2 separate regions of the Homo sapiens genome follow, and region 1 is linked to region 2. Evidence: chromatin contacts called from ENCODE Hi-C or POLR2A ChIA-PET data. All regions are on one chromosome and are shown on one strand. Each heading gives the region's core, a stretch centred on a gene start or an enhancer-like site at or near the end of the contact. The rest is flanking DNA. Distances are from core to core; before and after follow the strand shown. Region 1 overlaps PRKG1 (protein kinase cGMP-dependent 1). Region 2 overlaps PRKG1 (protein kinase cGMP-dependent 1).

Region 1 (7,289 bases), core at 3,413-5,912, 43 kb before region 2:
TAAACGTTAGACCTAAAACCATAAAAACCCTAGAAGAAAACCTAGGCATTACTATTCAGGACATAGGCATGGGCAAGGACTTCAAGTCTAAAACACCAAAAGCAATGGCAACCAAAGCCAAAATTGACAAATGGGATCTAATTAAACTAAAGAGCTTCTGCACAGCAAAAGAAACTACCATCAGAGTGAACAGGCAACCTACAAAATGGGAGAAAATTTTCACAACCTACTCATCTGACAAAGGGCTAATATCTAGAATCTACAATGAACTCAAACAAATTTACAAGAAAAAAACAAACAACCCCATCAAAAAGTGGGTGAAGGACATGAACAGACACTTCTCAAAAGAAGACATTTATGCAGCCAAAAAACACGTGAAAAAATGCTCATCATCACTGGCCATCAGAGAAATGCAAATCAAAACCACAATGAGATACCATCTCACACCAGTTAGAATGGCAATCATTAAAAAGTCAGGAAACAACAGGTGCTGGAGAGGTTGTGGAGAAATAGGAACACTTTTACACTGTTGGTGGGACTGTAAACTAGTTCAACCCTTGTGGAAGTCCGTGTGGCGATTCCTCAGGGATCCAGAACTAGAAATACCATTTGACCCAGCCATCCCCTTACTGGGTATATACCCAAAGGACTATAAATCACGCTGCTATAAAGACATGCACACATATGTTTATTGCGGCACTATTCACAATAGCAAAGACTTGGAACCAACCCAAATGTCCAACAATGATAGACTGGATTAAGAAAATGTGGCACATATACACCATGGAATACTATGCAGCCATAAAAAAGGATGAGTTCATGTCCTTTGTAGGGACATGGATGAAATTGGAAATCATCATTCTCAGTGAACTATCGCAAGGACAAAAAACCAAACACCACATGTTCTTATTCATAGGTGGGAATTGAACAATGAGAACAGATGGACACAGGACGGGGAACATCACACTCTGGGGACTGTTGTGGGGTCGGGGGAGGGAGGAGGGATAGCATTTAGGAGATATACCTAATGTTAAATGACGAGTTAATGGGTGCAGCACACCAGCATGGCACATGTATACATATGTAACTAACCTGCACATTGTGCACATGTACCCTAAAACTTAAAGTATAATAATAATAAAATAAAATAATAAAAAAACATAAGCACGTGTGATCAAAATATAAATAAAAGCATGTGAATGTTAAATTCAATGTAGAATTTCTTACAGTGACTGAGACAGAATATTGTACATGAGAGGATACACTGAAGGTTTCAATTTTAATTATAAACTTCTATTTCTTAAGTCTCATAGTTGGTGCTTAAGTGTTCATTATACTATTCCTTATTATCTTTTGCATTTTCCAAATATTTTAAATTTGTTTAAAAGAAAGCATAAGAAAATACATGGAACAAAAGAAAAGAAATCCCTAAACCATACATATATGCTATGTACTAAATTTCACTGATTCTAAGATGCTCTGTTTTTGATTTATTGTTCCTCAAATTAGGATGTATCTTACAATGGATGGATCCTGAAATTTAATAAAATAGAGTGATTTTTTTGCTATGTAACAAGTGGCAGAGAGGGGAACAGATGGAATTACTACAATGGTAAGTTGATACTTTTCTCTATCTAGCTTTGATTGTGTTCCCCAAACTTGGATATTGAGAAGTAAAATTGTTCTATCTCTCACTTTCATCATATAGATAATGATCATTACAATATCTACTGTGATCTGATGAGAATTTTCCCTCAAAAGGATGTGTTACTCATTCTAGAATAGGAAATGGTTATGGGCTTGGTGCTTTGGTGAAAGAAAAAAGAGAGAGAAGAAGACGAAAGTTAAGGGAAGTAATAACATGGCAAAGTTGAAGAGAAGTGGTGCTTGAAGGTCCCAAAAAACCCTCCCCTCACTCCTCAGAAACAGAATGGCCTGGCAGGACTTGCATGTTTAAATGACTCTGTAAAGCTTGATGTCTGGGATCCCACTCAGCTTTGGTGAAAAATATCCCTGGCTGACACTACATGAGAGGTAGGGCCCATTTTTCCTTGAACTTTGAAAAACCAGTATAGCCATCATAGGTATCCAAACTTGTACCAGTGGCAAGAGCTATAAACAGAGGCCTTGACCCAGCCCTATATTCACATATCACATCAAAAGGGTCTCTCTTTTCCATAGCAGTAGAGTTATTTAAGAGCAGCCAGGATTAACCTTTGGAGAAAAGTACGTTTCCTGGGATCATATATTTATCAGTAGAGGACTGACCATCAGTAGAGGGCTAATTATTAATAGAGGGCTGATTATCAGTAGAAAGCTGATCCCCAAAATAAGAGAAGGGTTTTCCTGAAATAAATAAGACAGAGTCCCAAATGTTTAAAAGGAAAAAAGACAAGGGCTTATTTTTCACTCCAACCAAAAAAAGCAGGGGATATTTGGTATACCTGTCTTGCAAAGAATAAAGAGAAGTCATGAAAAAAAGAATAGAGCTAAAAGCAACAGAGAATGACCAATTACCTGACTCTTTAAGTTTCTGGTGGGGACTAGGGGCAGCTATAAGGCTATAGAAATTTTTCATTAATTTTAATTCAAAGGCAGTATGAAACAAATCAAGTATATAAAAGACTCCATTCATTGAATGTTTTAAATTTTCTAGGAATTCAACAAATAGTCTCAGTTTTTCTGAGTATCTAAGTCACCTATAGGAATAACTAAGAGAATGTAAACAGGATCACTCATCAGCATAACTTTTCATAGCAAACCACATTTTAGTAGATTTGAGAGAAAATCAAAGATTTTTCTTCTACAGTTATATAGTACTCTTGCATTTACCAAATATATATGTATTATTCCCACTGGTAAGTTAAAATGCTGTTTCATGGCCACTCAACATATTTAAGGACTCTACTCCCTAAAGTACTTACCAGAGGCCAAAAAAGACAAGTTAAAGCATGTTAAGGACATGACCAAGATAGTGGTGTTTCTCAAAATTAAAAAAAAAAAAATTAAGTTTATAAACTCATCAAGAAAGAAGAGAGTTGACAATGAGATCAGACTTTGCTCTTGATTTTATATAAATAATATGGTATAAAGAAGCAAAGCAATGTTAAGCCTGTGCTTTACTTCTTTACATCCTTCAGAGTTTGTATGTATCTGTTCAGGGTTGTAATCAATTGTGGATTTTATTTTTTGTGGATTTAAAAAAATTAATTATGGTTTTAAAATCAACAAAACCAAATAGGATCCAGTACCAATCACAACAAGGCAGAAGGATTCTCAATTTGGCCGTATGTGACATATTTTCTACAGCAAATAAAAATTTCTGTGTGAGTTCTGCTATAGCTATTGTAGCAATATTACATTAAATAAGTTTAGATTCTAAAAAAGGAAATAATGCAAAATAATGTTCAATTCTGGCAATTAATGTGTGGTGACAATGGAGCAACACTAAGAGAATAAAATAAGATAATAGCTGAAGTGGTCAAAACAGAATAGAGGATTCATAGGATAAACTAAGGAAAGCTGAACCAAGCACTAACACATAACGAGAAGAATTTTTAGACTTTACTTCTTAAAAGTGTACATACTCATACACTATAAAATTCATTCTCCTTGCTGGGTCTATCCACATACCCTTTCCCTATCAGTGTCCACTGCAAAAATAATACAAATGATAAAATAGTATTAATAATATATTCTATTTAATCTTTCCAGAAGCTTGCAAAAACTTTCTGAAGTACATACAATGATATTATTCCCATTTTACCTGATGAAGGAACTAAGCTTTAGAAGACTAAACAGTTTGCTCAGAGTCATATATCTAGAAGGGAAATAGCAAAAGTGGGACTTGATTTTGGGTACTCTGACTCCAGAGAAGTACTAAAATGTGACTAGGGATACCCCTGATGTCACACAATCCTTGGAGGACATCACATGTGCAGGTGTCTTCTCAGTGGGAAGAGGGGTGAGTAAGAAAGAAGGAAAAGGGATAAAAATGACATATGTATTAGGATCATACAAAGTTTAAGAAGAAAGGAATGCTTAAGATTGTAGTTTCCAATCACTTTAAAGAAGGGGAATGACATTAATGCCCTCTTAAAGTAAAATTCAAATGTCTTTCCACCTTGCTCTAAACCACATTTAGGTTCAGATTCATAAAAAGCCAACAATGACCCCCTCTTATCCATAGGGGATACATTGCAAGATCCCCAGTGGCTGTCTAAAACTTGCAGATAGTACCAAATCCTATATATACTATCTTTTCTCCTATACAAACCTACCTGTGATAAAGTTTAATTTATAAATTAAGCACAGTAAGAGACTAATAACTAATAAGAAATACAACAATTTTAACAACATACTTTAATAAAACTTACGTGTATATGGTCTCTGTCTCTTTCTCAAAATATCTTAATGTACTGTGTTTACCCTTCTTCTTGTGATGATGTGAGATGAAGAGAGGTGAATGACATAGGCATCATGAACATTGTATTAGCCTACTATTGACCTTCTGATGACATGTCAGAAGAAAGATCATCTGCTTCAGGTGATTTTAGATCATGAAGCCAAGACAATGTTGATGGTTGGAAGTCAGGAGCGGACGATGTCGATGACTAACAGGCAGATAGCGTATAAGTATGGATATGCTGGACTAAGGGATGATTCACATACTCAGTGGAACAGTGTGGGCTCAGGCTTTCATCACACTACTCAGACCAGCATGCAAATTAAAACTTATAAGTTGTTTATTTTTGGAATTTTCCATTTAATATTTTCGGGCCACAGAAAGTGAAACTGTGGATAAGGGGGAACTACTGTATTTGGATGAATTTTTGGACTTTGGCACTCTCAGTCAGTGGAAATCAGGCATTTAAATATTCCTGAGTAGAGACTATCCTTAGCATGCTGACCAGAAGTCTCTCATTTTTAGTTAACATAAAAAGGAAAACAAAGTATTATTTCTAAGAAGTTAGATAAACTACCACAAAATTAAACAGTAAATAAACAGGCAGTTCAGAGAATCTTTGAATACAGATGGTATGTACAACTCTTGGATCTGATTTCTTAAGTCAGACTGGAACGAAAAGAATTCAGACTAACCAAAGACTTAGTTCTTAAACATCTGCCAAGATTTACAAACCATGGCCTGTTTCAATATGCTCTTTCTGAGAGCACATAATAGCTTAAAGCCCCTGGAAATATTAAATTAGGTTAAACATTCAAAACAGGCCAACATTGCAGGAGAGAGAGTCAGATTCATATTAATTTATTTTTTATTTAATCGGTTTATTTAATGACTTTCCTCCTAAGAGCTCATAGCGGCATAGAATATGGCCACAATAAAATCATATGAAATATACAACAGTCCCTGCTTGCATGTGAAGAACTATTTCATACTTGTAAATCAAGTCCTATGAAGTGGTCTGGAAAACCTAGAAATGGCATTATGGACATTAGGTCTGGTACTGAGAGTACCTCATCTTTGTTTCTGTAATTTTCTTAAAGTGTTTTCCAACTCTAGAGTGTAAAGCTAAATTTTAAAAGAAGGCACTCCTGCTAACTAAACAGCAAAATAATTCTTTCTGAATTTCTGTGAATCATTATGAAAATCTTCTCATAAATCTCTTATACTTCCTCTTCTAACTATATCAATTCCTCCAAGAAAGCCCAAAAACAAAATGAGAACTGTCATCTAAAAAGTTTGTAAGAATTCAGGAGAAATGGGTTGTTTCTAATATGAATGTCATAAGCTTCTGTACCAGGAATGCATATTTCACATACATTTAGAAAATCTTTAAGAATTGTAAATTCTATTTGTCATTTCCTTTGATTCTGCCCAAGTATGTGTTTATGCAAGCAAAAAAATTTTTAAAAAAATTGTTTTTAAGCCAGCATCATAACAAGTACACTTGGGAAACAAACAAACAAAAAATTATAATTTTAGCTTTTCTCATACTCTCTACCCCCAGCATGATAAATGGAAGTATCAAAGATATAAGATGCAAGAAATGGGAGATTTTTCACAAGTCCTGTTGACTCATTCCTTAGAATCCAGTACTATGCCTACACAGATCATTTCACTACCTCTAGGTACAAATCCAGTTAGCCCCTTGTCGAAAATTTAAGGACATTGTCATTTACTTTCAGAAAACAAAATTATCAGGCATAGCTTTAATTGTCAGCATCTCTGCACTACTAACTTTATTCATTTGTGGTTTAGTTATGCATTATATGAAAGAAATGTTATAAATGCTGTGAATTGAGAAATAAATGTTCCAGGACTCGAGGAGGCCATCAGCAACAGGGAAAAAAGTTAAATAAAATTAAGGATTCATAATAATGGCACATAAATTGCTATGATAGAGATATAAATCAGTTGTTGAGACAACACATGGAAAGAGGCACCTAACCCCCAGCCCACACTAGATTGAACAGAAGGGATAATATTTGTGAGATTCTGACAAGGCTGAATAAACAGAATTTAAATTTAGAAATTTAAAAAGGGAGGGAAACAAGGAAGATCCAGTTTCCTTGAACAAATATTGCCATTCAATAAAATGGGAAAAGAAGGATGAAGTTTGAGGAAGATGATGAGCTCAGTATGAAACAGGGTGAGTTAGAGATTATAGGAGGGGTGGCTATGCAATTAACACATAAGGCTGTCTTCAGAAATAATAAATGGAAGAGTGCCATACATTTTAGATCATTTGCATATGCATATTAATGTAACAAAGTAACTTCAGGAAAGTTTAGTGAGTACTTCACTGTGGTGAATACCTATGCTGAAGGGAAAACTGGAAGACTCATAGCTTGTAAAGGTGACAATATAATAGCCAATAAAATTGGCAAAAAAACCTAGAAAAGTATGGGGTTACAAAAGATAAGGTGATTGTTTTGAGGAAGAAATTATGAGTCATATTAAATTCCCAAGAGAGGACACATATTATAAGGAATAAGAAGCGACAATTGGATTTGGTAACTAAGAAGTCTTTCATGACTGAGTGATATATGAGTTTAGAGAAGAACAAATGCCGGGTTGTATGAAATTAAAAGGGGAAGTAAGATGTCTGGTTATCTGTGCTCCAAGGTTAAAACATTTTTATCTTCAAATCTATCCTATCTCAAGCCCTGCAATTACTGAAATCCAGTTGTAGGAGTTCGGTAACTGTTTACCGAATTGAATCGCCTCTCCAATAATTGCTCTTGTGTTTGTTTGTTTAAATCATAAGGAGCACTTATCTCCAGAAAATTTAACAGTTTAATAGTTAACAGAACCACAGGTTATACTG
Region 2 (7,739 bases), core at 2,971-5,470:
AGAGATTCTCCTGCCTCAGTCTCCTAAGTAGCTGGGACTACAGGCATGAGCTGGCCAATTTTTTGTATTTTTAGTAGAGATGAGGATTTCACCATGTTAGTCAGGCTGGTCTCGAACTCCTGACTTCAAGTGATCCACCCTACTCGGTCTTCCAAAGTGCTGAGATGTATAATTGTAAACTTAAACTCCTTTCTATTTTATTTTTTTTTGATTTGGGAAAATATGGTTATTTTAATTAAAAATAGACTTTATGTTACAATATAATATGTTTATTATTGAGGTTTCCAAATGAATTAGTGAATAAATATTTTTCAAATATTTTCATTTTTAATTCCAAATGCAGTAAATACTAACAGATATAACCAACCTAAGTTGAAGAATCACTGACATGGTGATTAAAATTGATGTATTGATGAAAAATATGTAAAACACGGAATACCTACAAGATAATATTAAGAGAAGATACTAAAACTTATGTATACAATGGAATTATTACATTTTACAGAAACTTCTTACAATTGTGAATAGAGCTTTGCAGGAAAAAATCAAAAGGTTAACAGATATTGTGTTAGGTGGAATTAGTATTAGTCTTATGTTTTTTCTCTCTCACTACTTTCTTATATTTTCAAACTTTCTGTTTTGTAAATATATTCTTATAATACCAAAAATATAAAGTGCACAATTATGGTTATAAGTAGATAAAATGCATCTGAATGGGCCCATTTAAAGAAAAAAATATTATTTCTTTTTTAGAGACAGAGTTTTGCTCTGTCACCAATGCTGTTGTGTAGTGGTATGATCATAACTCACTGCAGATCACAGCTTTAACCTTCTGGGCTCCAGCAATTCTCCTGCCTCAGCCTCCTGAGTAGTTAGGACTACAGATGTGTGCCACCAGTTTTTTGAAGAGGCAGGGTCTCACCATGTTGCCCAGGCTGGTTTCAAACACCTGGCCTCAAGTGATCCTCCCTCCTTTGCCTCCCAAACTGTTGGAGTTATAGGCATGAGCCACTGTGCCTGGCCAAAATTTTTTTTTAATATTGGAAAAAAATTGTTGTTTAATTAATTAATTTGTTTCTTCATCAAAACTTATTGAGTAACTCATGAGCCAGAAATTGTTTTAGGCATTTAGGATTCATCAGTGCACCAAAGAAAAGATTTCAGCTTATTCATCAAGGAAATAGAAAATAAAGAATAAATATAATAAGTAATGTATATTATACATATTTTAAATATACATCTATATCATAGAGTTACATTAGATAATGGCTACAGAATTTTATATGATTTAAAGATGAACAGGGTAGCAGTTATTACAATGGAAAGAGGGGCAAGTTAAAAGATTAAACAGGGTAACCAGGATGTCCTCACTTTAAAGGTAAGATCTGAGCAGAAACCTGAGAAAGGTGAGGGAGATAGATAACTGGATTCTGGGGAAGAGCATCCAGGCAGAGTGAACAGAGTGAGCCAAGGGTTTTTAAGTGCCTGGTAGATTCCAGGAGTAGCAAAGAGGTCAGAGTGTCTAGACTTCAGTGAACTGGGGAAAAGAGGGAGATTAGTAGACATCAAGAGGTAAGGGTGGGGTCAGGTCACAAAGGGGCTTATAGATCATTGTAAGAGCTTAGCTTTATTCTGAGTGAAATGTAGAGCCATTGCAGGATTTTCAGTCTAGGTGTGATTTATCTTATTTACACATGAAAAAAAAAAATCCTTCTGCCAGTTTTAGGGAGAATAAACTGTAAAGTAGTAAAAGGGGATGCTGGTAGACCAGATGAGAGTCCACTGCATGACAGAGGATGGAGGGCTGGACAGCATGGAAGCAAAGGAGGAGATGAGGAGCAGCTGGGCTCTGTTATATTTTGAAAGCAGAAGCAACATGATTTCCTAGTAGACTGAATGTGGAATGAAAGAGAAGAGAAGAGACAAGGATGGCTCCTTGTGGTTGAAAGGAACCAATAAAAACAATTTAATTTTTAAATATTCAATAAGCGAGTTATTTTCTAAGTTAGTAATAAAGGGTTTGATATTTTCAAAAGATTATAGTTTTAAAATATAACCAAAGAATATCAGATTTAGCCCCATATCTATAAGCCAAAACATCTGAACAAACAGAAATCTGCAAATAGTTCAACAATGTCCTCTACCTAGGAAGAAGCATACAGAGTTATATTAATTATCTCTGGGAAGCATATGGAGAAGAGTAGCCTTCTGATTCTCATATAAGAAATCATCTCTGCATCAAATTAGTGCCACCAACATTGACAAGTATTGTTTATTTCTGTGCCAGTGACTTCCTTACAGAATAAAAGAATAAAAGCAGAAATCTCGGACTTACTAAAAAAATCAATCCATATTGATGAAGGATTAAAGGTCCTCAACCTTATAGCTACCTAATTATTCCCCTTAGCAAGCTTATTAGACATTTTCTGCATCAAGTATACTTTTCTCCCTTAACTGGATGATTTGGCATTTATCCTGGTTCAGTCTATTATGCAATTGTCTTATAACTGGTCTTTCTTCTCTTAGTTTCTTGTCCCACATCTGACTTCAATCTACTTTACACATCACTGCCAGATTTATTTTCTTTTAGCAATGTTTAGCCCTTATCACGCAATGGCCACAACCTATTAATAGCTGTCTATTATCTTGCCAGATTAGGAGAATTCAAATTTATTTTCACATAAAAATACTTTAAATAAAGCAAACCACTCCTGAGATACAAAATATACTGTATTTTTATTACATATGTGATAAAAGTTTAAACTCCTTATACTGGAGAATTGTATACTGGGTTAGCATATGAGTTTTAGAATCAAAAGAAATCGGGTTAAGTTTAGGCTCTGCTACTAATTATTAACTATGTTTTGGCCAGTTATGTAACCTCTCTGCATCTCAGAATCTTTTCTTTTTTTTTTTTTTTTTTTTTTTTTAAGAGACAGGGTCTCGCTCTGTCACCTAAGCTTAGCCTCCTGGGTAGCTAGGAATACAGGCACATTGCACCACACTTGGCTAATTTTTATTTTATTTTTTTGTAGAGACAGGGTCTCACTATGAACCCAGGCTTGTCTCGAACACTTGGCCTCAAGTGATCCTTCTGCCTCAACCTCCCAAAGTATTGAGATTACAGGCATGAGCCACCATGCCAGGCCTCAGATTCTTTACCTCAAAAATAAGATGATATCACCTTCTGCATAGAGTTGTGGCAAACACAAGAAAAATAGTAGGTATGACATATTAAGAAGGTACCTGGCACATAATAAATGCTTAATAAAGTTCAGCAGCTACCACAATTATGATACAGTATATGCAAAATGTTCTGAATGCTGTTATTATTTAAGACCTTCAGTAATCAAAACAAATTTCTAGTACATCAGATATGAACCTCAGTCTAGACTCAAAGAGTGCTGGAAATATCCTTTTCTTCATTTTTAAAATCAAATCATATGTGTTTGATTTGGAGTACCAGCCTTTCTTTTTCAGGAAGATATTAAATCACATTCATTGTTTAACTCTTCCTCAAGGTCCTACCTGAATCTAGGAAGCGTGTCATGTCCAAAAGGTGGGGAGCAAAATTGTTAACTTCCCTGCTATCAATGTCACAAGGGGCCCTTGGAGTCCAATGGCTCTCTGCTTTTGTGTGCACAGAGGAGAAAGGGAACCTCTGTCAGGCTGGGAGCTCTGGTGCTTCAGGTCAACCTCTCTAGGCAATTGCACGCAGAGAAACCCACTCTTGGGGAAATTTCTCCAAGGTCCTTGTCTTTCTCCATTTGACTCCAGACACTCTTAGATTCCAATGAATCTAGGCTTTAAAAATACATAAGAAGCACCTTATCTTCTAGACGCTTCTAGTATTGACCAAAAACCCTGAGACCAATAGACGGAAAGAGCCTAACCACCTGCTTGGGAAAGGAAAAAGAGAACAATATAGGGAAGATATTTTAACAATTTATATTTGAATAAACTGCCCTACAGATGGATCCCTAGCATTTTCAGGACTCTGGTTCCCGGTGCAGCCAAGCTTTGTCTACCAAAATCAGTCCACTCCAAACACACAGAAACCGTGGCCTTTTGGCCAATGCTCAGACATGGGTTGGGCAAAATGACAGGGCAGGAAGAAAAAGCCTGGGAAACAGGCCCATGCAGATACTGGAAGTGAGCTCAGGAACATGTGGGCAAGAAATCCCAAGGTCCTGATTCTTACTCCAGAAGGGATTGGGCAACACACATTCTCTTGATTCCCCCTGAGGAAAGGGACACACCCAGAAGAAACTGAAAAGTTCAAGGACAGGGCTCTAAAGAGGAGCCTTTTGTCATCTTCACTACTCATCCAGTTCTGTCCTGCTCTTGCTAAGAAAAACAGCCAAACGCTGCCCTTCTCTATGTAAGCCTTAAGCTTTATGCCTTTTCTCATGGAAACTCAATTCTTCGACACCTCTCCATTCATTCAATAAGTCTCAGTCCAGATGATTAATTTAATGTGGCAGCAAATATAACAATTTTTAAATGATTCAAAAAAGAAATCTGTGAACTTTCTCTATTATCCCTATAATTCTCATTTAGACAAGAGTTCTATTCTCATCAGTTAGGCATCTTCCTTATCATCGTAACTATAGCAGCATGTGTAACAGATAGGCAACACTAACTCACTGAAACTCAGTGTTCTCATCTCTAACATACAAATAAGAAGTCAGGCCAAGCAATACCAGATAGCTGCCATAAAATAATAGAAGAGAATACATTTAAAATTAAATCACTATACAAATATCAGTTATGAAAACAACACAAATCCTAAAACTGTTGTCTTTAAAACCGTCTTCTAAAACTACACTATATCTAACTATGAACTTTCAGATTTCATTTTAATGTAATTCAGTTCAGCAGATTCTTATAACAGATCTTTGGTCAAAATGTCCTGGGCCAGTTGTTTCCGAACCGTAAAGTCATTGGATACCCTGATTCAAGAGGTCATAGGGTAGGTTCCAAGAAATCACTCTATTTTGTTAATTGTTGTAGAATATACTTAACATAAAATTTGCTATCTTAACCATTTTTAAGTATACAGCTAAATGGCATTAACAATATTCATATTGTTATGCAACCATCACCACTGTCTGTCTCCAGAACTTTTTCAACATTACCAGCTGAAATTGTGTACCTGTTAAAGAATAACTAGCCCCTGTCAACCACTAGTCTACTTTCTCTCTCTATGAATTTGACTATGGCAGGTATCCCTTAGAAGTAGAATCACAATATTTGTCCGTTTGTGTCTGCTTATTTCATCCAGTATAATGTCTTCAAAGTTCATTTATGTTGTTCTTCTACTCAGATAATTTTAACGTGCAGGAAGATTGATAGCCTTACCAGTCAATTATTTTCATTTGGTATATGATAACTTAAAATAATCACTAAAACACACAAACCTATTCCAACTTATTTTCTGAAGTGTAGCCAAGTTTTTCAGCCTGCATTCTGGTTTATTAACCTTTGGATTCCCATATGTTTGTAGAAACTTCTTCAAAACTCAAGGACAACTGCTTCTGGAAATTGGCCCCTGACAACTTTCTCTCTACATCTAAGTAGGCATCCCACCTGAATAGCACTTACACTTGTATTGTAACCATCTGTTGGTATATTTGTCTCCTCTCTAATATATAAATTCATTGAAAGTCCTGCTTTTGTAGTAAATAGTAACAGGACACTTAGAATCAGGGGAAAAAAAAGGCTTTGAATCCCAGCACCTTCCCTTCCTAGCTGTGTAACTACAGGCAAGATACTTAAAGCCGAGAAGCTTCCTTAGTTGGAAAATTAAAACAATAAAACTTAGCTCATGGTGTTGTTGTTATTATTAATAAATATGAAATATTTGGCCAAGGGGCTGCTGTAGGGTAAGCACTCAATTAAAGGAACACGTCATTTAGCTTCTGTAATGCTATACTTAATATAGAGCATGCCATGTAGTGGGTACTTAAAACATTCAGATTGAAGGACTATATGCAATAAAGCCAAATGCAATGAAGCAACAGTGGTTCTGACCCAGGGTCACTAGACAGGATTACACAGTTTGCAAATGTACAAAGGCACCTGCAGGGGGCCTGAGTGAGGGCTGAAATTCAGCCCATTCACTCTCTGTATGCCACCCATTGTGCCCTGACAGCAGCTTCATCAGCCCAGAGGAGGGAGCACATCTTATATTTCAAAAAAGGTGCCAAATTTATGATTACCCTGGTCTGTGTAAAGTATCTTCTGCTTGCTATTTTTCAGGAACCACAGGAATATTTCCTTGAGGCTATTTACTTGAGACGAATTCAGAAGAGAAACATTTATTGACAGAGTTTTCTTATAAAAGGCTGTTACAGCAGCCTTCTAAAAAACTCACTGAAGGGCTAGGTTTGAAATCAGCACTCAGGTTACTCTGGTGCTCCTGTCAGAATGACCATCAGGAAGTGAGGCACTAATCACACACTTTATTAAATTGCCTCTGAAATGCTTAATAGCATCTAATGCAATGGCTTATTCAAAAGATCACACTGCACCTGATCTTTGCTCTGTAAGTTTTACAATTGCATATGCCTGCATCAAAAATAAAATCATATACATTTTTATGGAATTAAATAAATTACATCTGGTTGTTAAGAATGAAAAAGGAATGTATGACCTTTTAAATATTTAATGGCTGCACTAATGGTGATGTGCCTATAAGGTTTATCCCCAATTTTCTTCCCAGTCTTCTGAAACTTGGGAGGTGATCCCCCACTCCTTGTTCTTCAACAGTGTTTCTCCATGGGGCTCTATTGGCATTTGGGACAGCACACATCTTCAATGTGCAGGGCTGGCCTATGTACTGCAGAACGTTTATCATCTCTCATTTCTACCCATGAAATACCAATAGCATTCCTGATCCTTGTGACAAGCAAACGCCCTTTGGGAGCAATACTGTCTCACTTTATAATTTCATAATTTTTCCAGTTCAGCAAGTGAGTTTGCTATTTGTTCTGCATGAAACTTCAAAACCCCTGGTGACTGAGTCTTGCTCAACCTCTCATCTCCCAAAGGCTGGACACCTGTTGCCCAGGACACTCCTATGATGGGAAGCCATCTGTTTAAAGTGCTTCTGAAACCTTGCTGCCTACATATGGGCAGATAAATGGGTCTAGGACTCTTAATCCTTAGTTTATGACTGTCTTGAAAACCACAATATTCAAAATACTATTTCTGAAATACATTAATGGGTATTCCACATCAAGAGAAGGGCTCCATAAATAAATTTTAAAATTCTGAGTTATAAAAATTTGAAAAATCCTCTTTACTACATGACTTATTAAAGTCTTTATTTGCTAAAAGAAATTTAAAAACACTGAGAAAGCTAATTGAAGAAGGAAAAGAGTATTTTTCAAACTTACTCAACCAGGTAACTCCTTTATTCGGGAATATCTATTAACGTATTGAGGAATTCCATACTACATAGTTTGGAAACTTTGGTTTAGGCTGAGGTGACAAGATTTACAATAGCCTCTATTCTTAACATGAAATAGAAGTTAGCATGGCCTCCTTGTGAATTGCTCCATATTTTTAAGATAAAATTCAGCCATTATCTTCTCTGAGAAAACTTGCTTGATAATTTCTCTAATTTCCTTCCTTCCCTTTTTCCTGCTCACTCCAGATTCTTCACAGACGCATTTACAAAGGCAAAGTTCTTGTATTGTGATTAACTGTCTTGCTTCATCCCTAGATCACCAAAC

What was found. Hi-C counts contacts between places; a loop is a spot of excess contacts on that map. ChIA-PET counts read pairs that join two places held with the same protein, here RNA polymerase II (POLR2A).
Region 1: a map of IMR-90 shows a loop between it and region 2 (2.0-fold over the local background). The contact joins two enhancer-like sites. A Hi-C loop is called at or near these places in 1 of 168 maps with a recorded cell type or tissue (IMR-90). POLR2A ChIA-PET finds 5 or more read pairs at or near these places in 2 of 52 experiments (OCI-LY7 and activated T-cell).

The regions. Positions count from the first base shown.
Region 1 is chr10:51,935,309-51,942,597 of GRCh38, reverse strand. All of the region lies in intron 5 of PRKG1 (protein kinase cGMP-dependent 1), which reads right to left. Among named protein-coding and RNA genes, the nearest start is that of CSTF2T, 240 kb to the right of the region's middle. Within about 2 kb of position 4,662, at least 2 of the 41 ENCODE cell types and tissues checked have a DNase peak (open chromatin) inside an H3K27ac peak, as active enhancers do.
Region 2 is chr10:51,891,837-51,899,575 of GRCh38, reverse strand. The region is part of intron 4 of PRKG1 (protein kinase cGMP-dependent 1); the gene reads right to left. Among named protein-coding and RNA genes, the nearest start is that of CSTF2T, 200 kb to the right of the region's middle. Within about 2 kb of position 4,220, at least 11 of the 41 ENCODE cell types and tissues checked have a DNase peak (open chromatin) inside an H3K27ac peak, as active enhancers do.